Linked DNA regions of Homo sapiens: region 1 is linked to region 2. The links are chromatin contacts, found by Hi-C in ENCODE. All regions are on one chromosome and are shown on one strand. Each heading gives the region's core, a stretch centred on a gene start or an enhancer-like site at or near the end of the contact. The rest is flanking DNA. Distances are from core to core; before and after follow the strand shown.

The links. Hi-C counts contacts between places; a loop is a spot of excess contacts on that map.
Region 1: a loop to region 2 is called in a map of sigmoid colon, with 2.2 times the contacts of the local background. The contact joins the promoter of ZNF98 here to the promoter of LINC01233 in region 2. A Hi-C loop is called at or near these places in 1 of 168 maps with a recorded cell type or tissue (sigmoid colon).

What each region holds. Positions count from the first base shown.
Region 1 is chr19:22,420,342-22,423,622 of GRCh38, reverse strand. It overlaps ZNF98 (zinc finger protein 98), which reads left to right and starts at 1,277. Exons shown (of 4, transcript NM_001098626.2): 1 at 1,277-1,428. The coding sequence starts at 1,399.
Region 2 is chr19:22,531,188-22,534,598 of GRCh38, reverse strand. It overlaps LINC01233 (long intergenic non-protein coding RNA 1233), which reads right to left and starts at 1,973. Exons shown (of 2, transcript NR_110664.1): 1 at 1,685-1,973; 2 at 1,105-1,383. LOC105376917 (a long non-coding RNA gene) reads left to right here and starts at 2,114. Exons shown (of 2, transcript NR_160728.1): 1 at 2,114-2,260.

The DNA of each region.
Region 1 (3,281 bases), core at 28-2,527, 110 kb after region 2:
ACCATTCTCCCGCCTCAGCCTCCCGAGTAGCTGGGATTACAGGGGCCCGCCACCACACCACGCTAATTTTTGTATTTTTAGTAGAGACGGAGTTTCACCATGTTGGGCAGGCTGATCTCGAACACCTGACCTCGGGATCCGCCCGCTTTCGCCTCCCAAAGTGCTGGAATTACAGGCGTGAGCCACCGTGCCCCGTGTGTTCCTTGTTTTTAAAGTTTGGCTAGTAGGAAATTTAAAATTCACATGTGGCTCACATTTTACTTAGAAGGATTGTGTCCTTTTAAAAACCTCAGGTTAGTTGGGCGCGGTGGCTCACGCCTGTAATCCCAGCACTTTGCGAGGCCAAAGCGGGCGGATCACCTGGGAGTTCAGCCTGGCCAACATGGTGAAACCTGGTCTCTAATAAAAATACAAAAAAATTAGCCGGGCATGGTGGCGCATGACTGTAATTCCAGCTACTCGGGAGGCTGAGGCAGGAAAATCACTGGAACCCGGGAGGCAGAGGTTACAGTGAGCCAAGATCGCGCCATTGCACTCCAGCCTGGGCGACAGAGCAAGACTCCATCTTAACACAAAACAAAAACTATCTCAGGCTGCCTGTTCAAAGGACCAGAGCCAGGAAGGTTATAAAAGCCGAAATTCAGGCTAGGTGCGGTGGCTCACGCCTGTAATCCCAGCACTTTGGGAGACCGAGGCGGGCGGATCATGAGGTCAGGAGATCGTAGACCACCCTGACCAACATGGTGAAAACCCCGTCTCTACTAAAAATACAAAAATTAGCAGGGCGTGGTGGCGCGCGCCTGTAATTTCAGCTACTCGGGAGGCTGAGGCAGAAGAATCGCTTGAACCCGAGAGGCGGAGGTTGCAGTGAGCTGAGGTCGTGCCACTGCACTCCAGCCTGGGCGACACAGCGAGATTCCGTCTCAAAAAAAAAAAAAAAGCAGAAATTTAAAAATAATTGTTATTCTATTCTTTCCATGTGTGAGCAGCCGTATAGTATATTATTTACAAATACATGAGACCTTATATACAAGGTTTAAGGCAAACACCCTCTGGGTGGGCTTAGCTCACCTCAGGGAGGAAGCCCTGCCTGAAAAGGGGGCACCTTCGGCTGTCAGTCTTTCTTCATTCAGCCCAGCATTTGGTCACATCTTCTGTCACTCAGGGCGTGAGGGCGAGGGATCTTAAACGTTAACAAGTCAGAGACGCTGGCCTGGGAACTGTCCAATCAGGCACGCGGTTGGAGCGGAAAGGGCGGCTTCCGGGATGTGGCGGGGTCTTTGTCTCTCGCTGCAGCCGGAGTTCCTGGTCTCGTCTTCGCCCTTCTGTGTCCTCTGCTCGTAGAGGCCCAGCCTCTGTGGCCCTGTGACCTGCAGGTATTGGGAATCCACAGCTAAGATGCCAGGACCCCTTGGAAGCCTAGAAATGGTGAGAGTGCCGAGTCCGACATCCCTAGAGAGGAGAAGGGGCTGGTTGGAACCGGTGGGAAGAGGCTGTGGCGGGACTCAGGCCTCCCCGCTGTCAGCTCCACAATCCGTGCCCCTAGTTCTCCTTGCCTAGCTCGGCCTCAGTCCCCTTCAGCGATAAGATGGCGGCTGCGCTGACAGCCAGGCTCCGGGCGTCCTGTCTCTTCCCTGCCCAGTGACTGTGCCCTGAGCTGGAGCCCTCTCTGGGCAGCTCTGCACGCGCAGTGCCGCGTCTCTCCCAGATTGTGCAGGGACCACGAGAGGGTCGTCGGCAGAATCCTGACTCGGGGTGCTGGGGGTGAGGGTTCATGAATGGAAAGAGCTTTTGTTTGGTTTATGGGGTTCCTAGTTCCTCTTTTCGCCTATTAAAAATGTATGGGAATTATCGCGACAGTACTTAAGAATTTAAACAAGGAGCGGTTCAAAAATTGTAGAGCTCCCAGCTATGGGTTGTAGTTTGTGGGCCATGAAAAGATCTTGAAGGAAAGATGCATGATGAAAATACCCAAATTCAGTAATCGGTTAGGTACATTTACGTAGTTTCTTAATTTTCACTTTAAGCCTAGAAATTTCCTGGTTGTGTAATCAGAACTTACTTGGCAGTTTATCATTTTTTAAGCCTGAATTTTGTTTCCCCCAATGTAGTAATTTCTATTAAAAAAATGCATTTGAGTTAGATTTTTTAAAATTAGGAATCCAGGGATTGGAGCCACCTCAGTCTATTTGCCGCCACGTGGGACTGATTTTCCCTTGCATGTTTCACATGGGTCCCAAGCAGGGTCTCAAGGCAACCCCCCACACCCCATTTCTGCAGCCTAACTCTGGCTTGCAGTAAAATACTGAATTTTCAGTTTCTTCTGAAAATCTCAAATGCCAACTTCCTCTCCCTAATTTACATTATTTATTATTTGTTTTTTAGTGTACCTTTTATATACCGTATTTTAATTAATCATTTTTTGACAAAGCATTAGATGGCATATTGAAAAAGATGTTTTCTCATTTGAAGGACCTAAATTTGTAGCAAATTCTGTGGGAGGTTTAAAAAGTTAAGCTGCTATAGTAAGTTACTGGGCATTCTCAGTATTTGAATATGGAACATATGCACAGGGGAAGGAAATAGCATTGCACTTTATAAACACTGTATTGTAAGTGGAAAATGCAATGTCTTAAATAAAACTATTTAAAATTGAAAAAAAGAAAAAGAAAAAGATATGTTTTCTGTTTGTAAGTATTTCCCATGAGAAGAAAGCAAAGAATAATCCCCTGATAGTGAATTGTAAAAAGTCTCTGTGCCTCTTTTTCTTTTGTCTTCCCTAGGCACAAAGGTCTTATGATAATGTTTTAGTGTCAAGATGTTTTTATTTTGCAAACGTTATGGAGTGATTTGTCCTCAGCAACCCTGTCGTTTTTTCTTGTTCCTGGGTTTTAGTACTGTCTCTGAATAAACCAAGATAACTGCTGTGGCTATGTCTGCTAGAGTATCTAGTGAATATCAGCTCCTAAGTCGTTTTCTTTCATAGGACAACCTGAGGTAGGGAGTGCAGCCTCCCCAGTGGATACCCTGGGGAAAAGATGGAATCTCTTGGTGTACTCTTCCTTTGAAAAGCTAACCCCTTGAGACATTACAATTGTCTTCACCCAACCCAGCTTCCATTTCTTGGAGACAGATTGCTGGTCCACCAATCACATGCTGATATTGAGGGGAAAACAGAAATAATTTCTGCCCCCTAAATGCTCTAAGATTTGTGAAAGAAAAAATAGTATCCCAAAAGACAAAAGAAAGAAAAAAAACCTGACTTCAGTGAGATAGTACAA
Region 2 (3,411 bases), core at 724-3,223:
AGCGTTATTTTTAATACACATACTATTGGCTACGGAGGTGTTTCATGCATGACAATGACATTTGTCAAGTATATCAAGACAAATGATCAATGGACAAAAAGTGTGGCGCTCTGGGAGGGTGGGGGGGATCCATTTAAATAAGGAATGAGCTAGTGGTTACAGGAGGCTACATTCTTTTTTTGTTGTTTTTTTGATGAAGTCTCGCTCTTTCACCCATGCTGGAGTGCAGTGGTGCGATCTCAACTCGCTGCAGCCTACCAGGAGGCTACATTCTTAACCCTAGCAAATCACCTTATACTCAAAGAGCCAGGAAAAAGAGTATATGTACTAGGGGTTCTCCAAAGAAACAGTACTAATAGAGGAGAGAGAGAGAGAGATAATAAATAGATAGATGATATATAGATAGATAGGTGATAGATAGATGATCAATATATGATAGATGACAGATAGATGATAGATAATAGATGATTGATACACGATAGATGATAGATTATCAATATATGATAGATGATAAATAGATGAATGATAGATGATCGACAGATGAATAATAGATGATAGATGAATATGATAGATGATAGATGAATTATCGATATATGATAGATGATAGGTGATAGATGAATGATAGATGATAGATGAATGATAGATGACAGATAGATGAATGATCAATACATGATAGATGATAGATGAATGATCGATATATGATACATAGATGATAAATAGATGGATTATAGACAGATGAATGATAGATGATAGATGAATTATCGTTATATGATAGATAACAGATGACAGATAGATGATAGATAGATGAAAGATAGATGGATGAGATGAGATGATTTATGATGGGAATTAATGCATGGGATTATGGAGGTTCTTCTGAAATAAAATGGAAGTTTTGTCTTTGTGTCTGCTTGAGTACCTGCTCAGGAACCCTGACCGTAGTTCTAAGAATGCAACAAATTCTAATTTTTGGATTGCTAATTCAGGATTAAAGAGAATCCTGTACATTCCCACTTTATTATCAACCACCTTGAATGTGGAAAAAGGGACCTGTGAAATTATAGTTGAAGTGAGGGGTAAATATGGAGAAAAAGAAGGGAGCTTACCTGTATTCACTAGACTTTTATTTAGTTCCAGGGCTTATGAAGGGGCCCAAGAGAGTCAAAGCAGCTTTCTACAAATTCAGCTGTCACATTAATTTTCTCACACACTAGAGTTGCCACTTAAAAATATTAAAATAAAAAAACCAGTGTTGACCATCTAACAGGATTAGTTGACTCAGCTACTAAGTTACTAATTTGCTTCATTTTTGGAAGACATCCAGCATCTGAGAATTGGACTTTTCCTAGAAGTTCACTTGGTACCTTCGGATAAGTCCTGGTTCATCTGCAGAGGATCCGAGGGGAAAGCCTGATGGGACCCACGGCCGCTCTGAGAGGAAAGGGGTGCTGTTGGGTGCGGGAGGAGGAGCTGGGAAGCAGGAGAGCCCGGGACTGGATCCAGCTGGAAAGGGGGGCAAATGTGCTCCCGGAATCAGGGTAGGGACCCTCTAGGAATGGGGCGTTCCGAGAGGTAGGCGTCTGGAACATTGATTAGGGGTCCTTGGAGGTGATTTCTGGGAAGGGAAGGTCTGGGGCAGGGCTGTGAGGAGTCAGGAAAGAAACTGTGGAGTCCGTTCCTCACCCACCTCCTGAGCCCTAGGTTCCGAGGCTCCCAGGTCAGGGGGTTCAGTGGCGCAGGAGGGTCCAGGGCAGGAGTCGGTGAGTTGCCTCTCAGGTCCGCCTGTAAAGGAACTCTGACCCAGAGCGTGAGGGGGACCCAGGAAGCCGCTGCGCCCACCCAGGGAAAGCCCGCCCCACCCCATTGTCCCTGGATCCGGCGGCCCCGCCGCTTCCGTCCCTCTGGAGCGGGCGGCCCCGCCCCTCTTCCCAGAGTGGGCGGGGCAGCAATTGCCTGCTCAGCTTTCCTTGTGACGCCTCACACCCACCTGGACGCGCTGCTGCCTGGCCTCGCCTCCTTTCTCTGTCATCTTTCTCATCGACCAATGGACTTGGAGGATGGCGGCCACGCCCCCTATTCTGCGCTGTAGTAGGCCCTGGTTACGCCTCCTCTGGTCAGTCGCACAGTTGCGCGGTGGCCGACAGGAATTGTTCCCCAGTGGTAAGCCGCAATCTAGCTGACGTGGCCCCAACCCCACATTCCTTCCTGCCCTGCAATGTCTGAAGAAACCCTACAGAGCAAATTGGCGGCTGCAAAGAAAAAGGTACTATCGCCAGGTGATGGCCTCCCCCACCCAGCCCCAGAATCCCTCTGATGGCAGGACTGCGGCCAGAGCTCATGCCACTCCCGAGGCTTACTGGGCTGGGCCCCCAAGTGCCACTGGGCTCCCCCCATCAAAGTCTTGTCAGTCAGCCCCTCCCCTTAACAGCCCAGACCCTGCCTGGAGTGAGATTTGCTTATTTACCATGAAAGAGATCTTGGGAAACTGAACTTGACAGCTTGAATCTTCCTCATGTCTCAATCTGGGGGACTTTGAGTGTCACAGGGTAATATGGGGCATCTTTCTGAAGCATCAGTTTCCCTTGATTCTCTTCAGAGAGAAAAAACATTAATGGATTTAGGGATGACCGTCTCATAGATTTCTAAGAGTATACCAGACCTCTCTGAAATGAGGCTTGGGCTGTCCTCTTTCTGTTCAATTCCTAGATGTAACAGAAAGGCTGCCTTCTGCCGTGAGGACGCATGGGAAAAGAGTAACAGTAAAGAATCTGGTTTTTTGTGTGTGTGTTTTTTTGTTTGTTTGTTTGTTTTTGTTTTTTTAACCTTGCTCTGGAAGGGATGGGGTGTTTGGAGCCCATTCCTTTGGCCTTGGCTATTTGGACAGCGTTATTTTATAACTGTCCTTGAAATGAGCTTGCTAGGTGGAGGAAAACTTGTTCTTTTCTTTGTTTTTTTTAAACCCCTGCCTTGCCACATTCTGGGCCTTAGCTTTTACTTTTCTTGGAGTGAATACATGTAGTACTTATTATTATTTTTAAATTTTTGCCTCAGTTTCCCCCGTTTGATGATTTTTATGAAAGAAGTTTAATAGAAAGCATTACTATTACTTAGTTTTGCCTGAAGAGACAAGTTTTGTTTTTTTTTAACACAAAGGTTGATATTTACGCAGAGCTATTAGCTGAGTGTTGATTTTTCTAGCTACTATTGCCTCTATAGTTGATTGAATACTTCTAACAATGAGAGGTAACAGACAAGGGAGTATTAGGAAACTTTTTAGTGTGGCTAAAACCACTCCTATTAAAGTTTTGAACCCTCCAAAAAATGAAAACTAGCCTCCAAAGAGAGAATCTGGAGACTACTCTTTCCAAGTTTGAACTGGAACGTGGGCTAATTTTTTTATTTTTGTAGTTATTT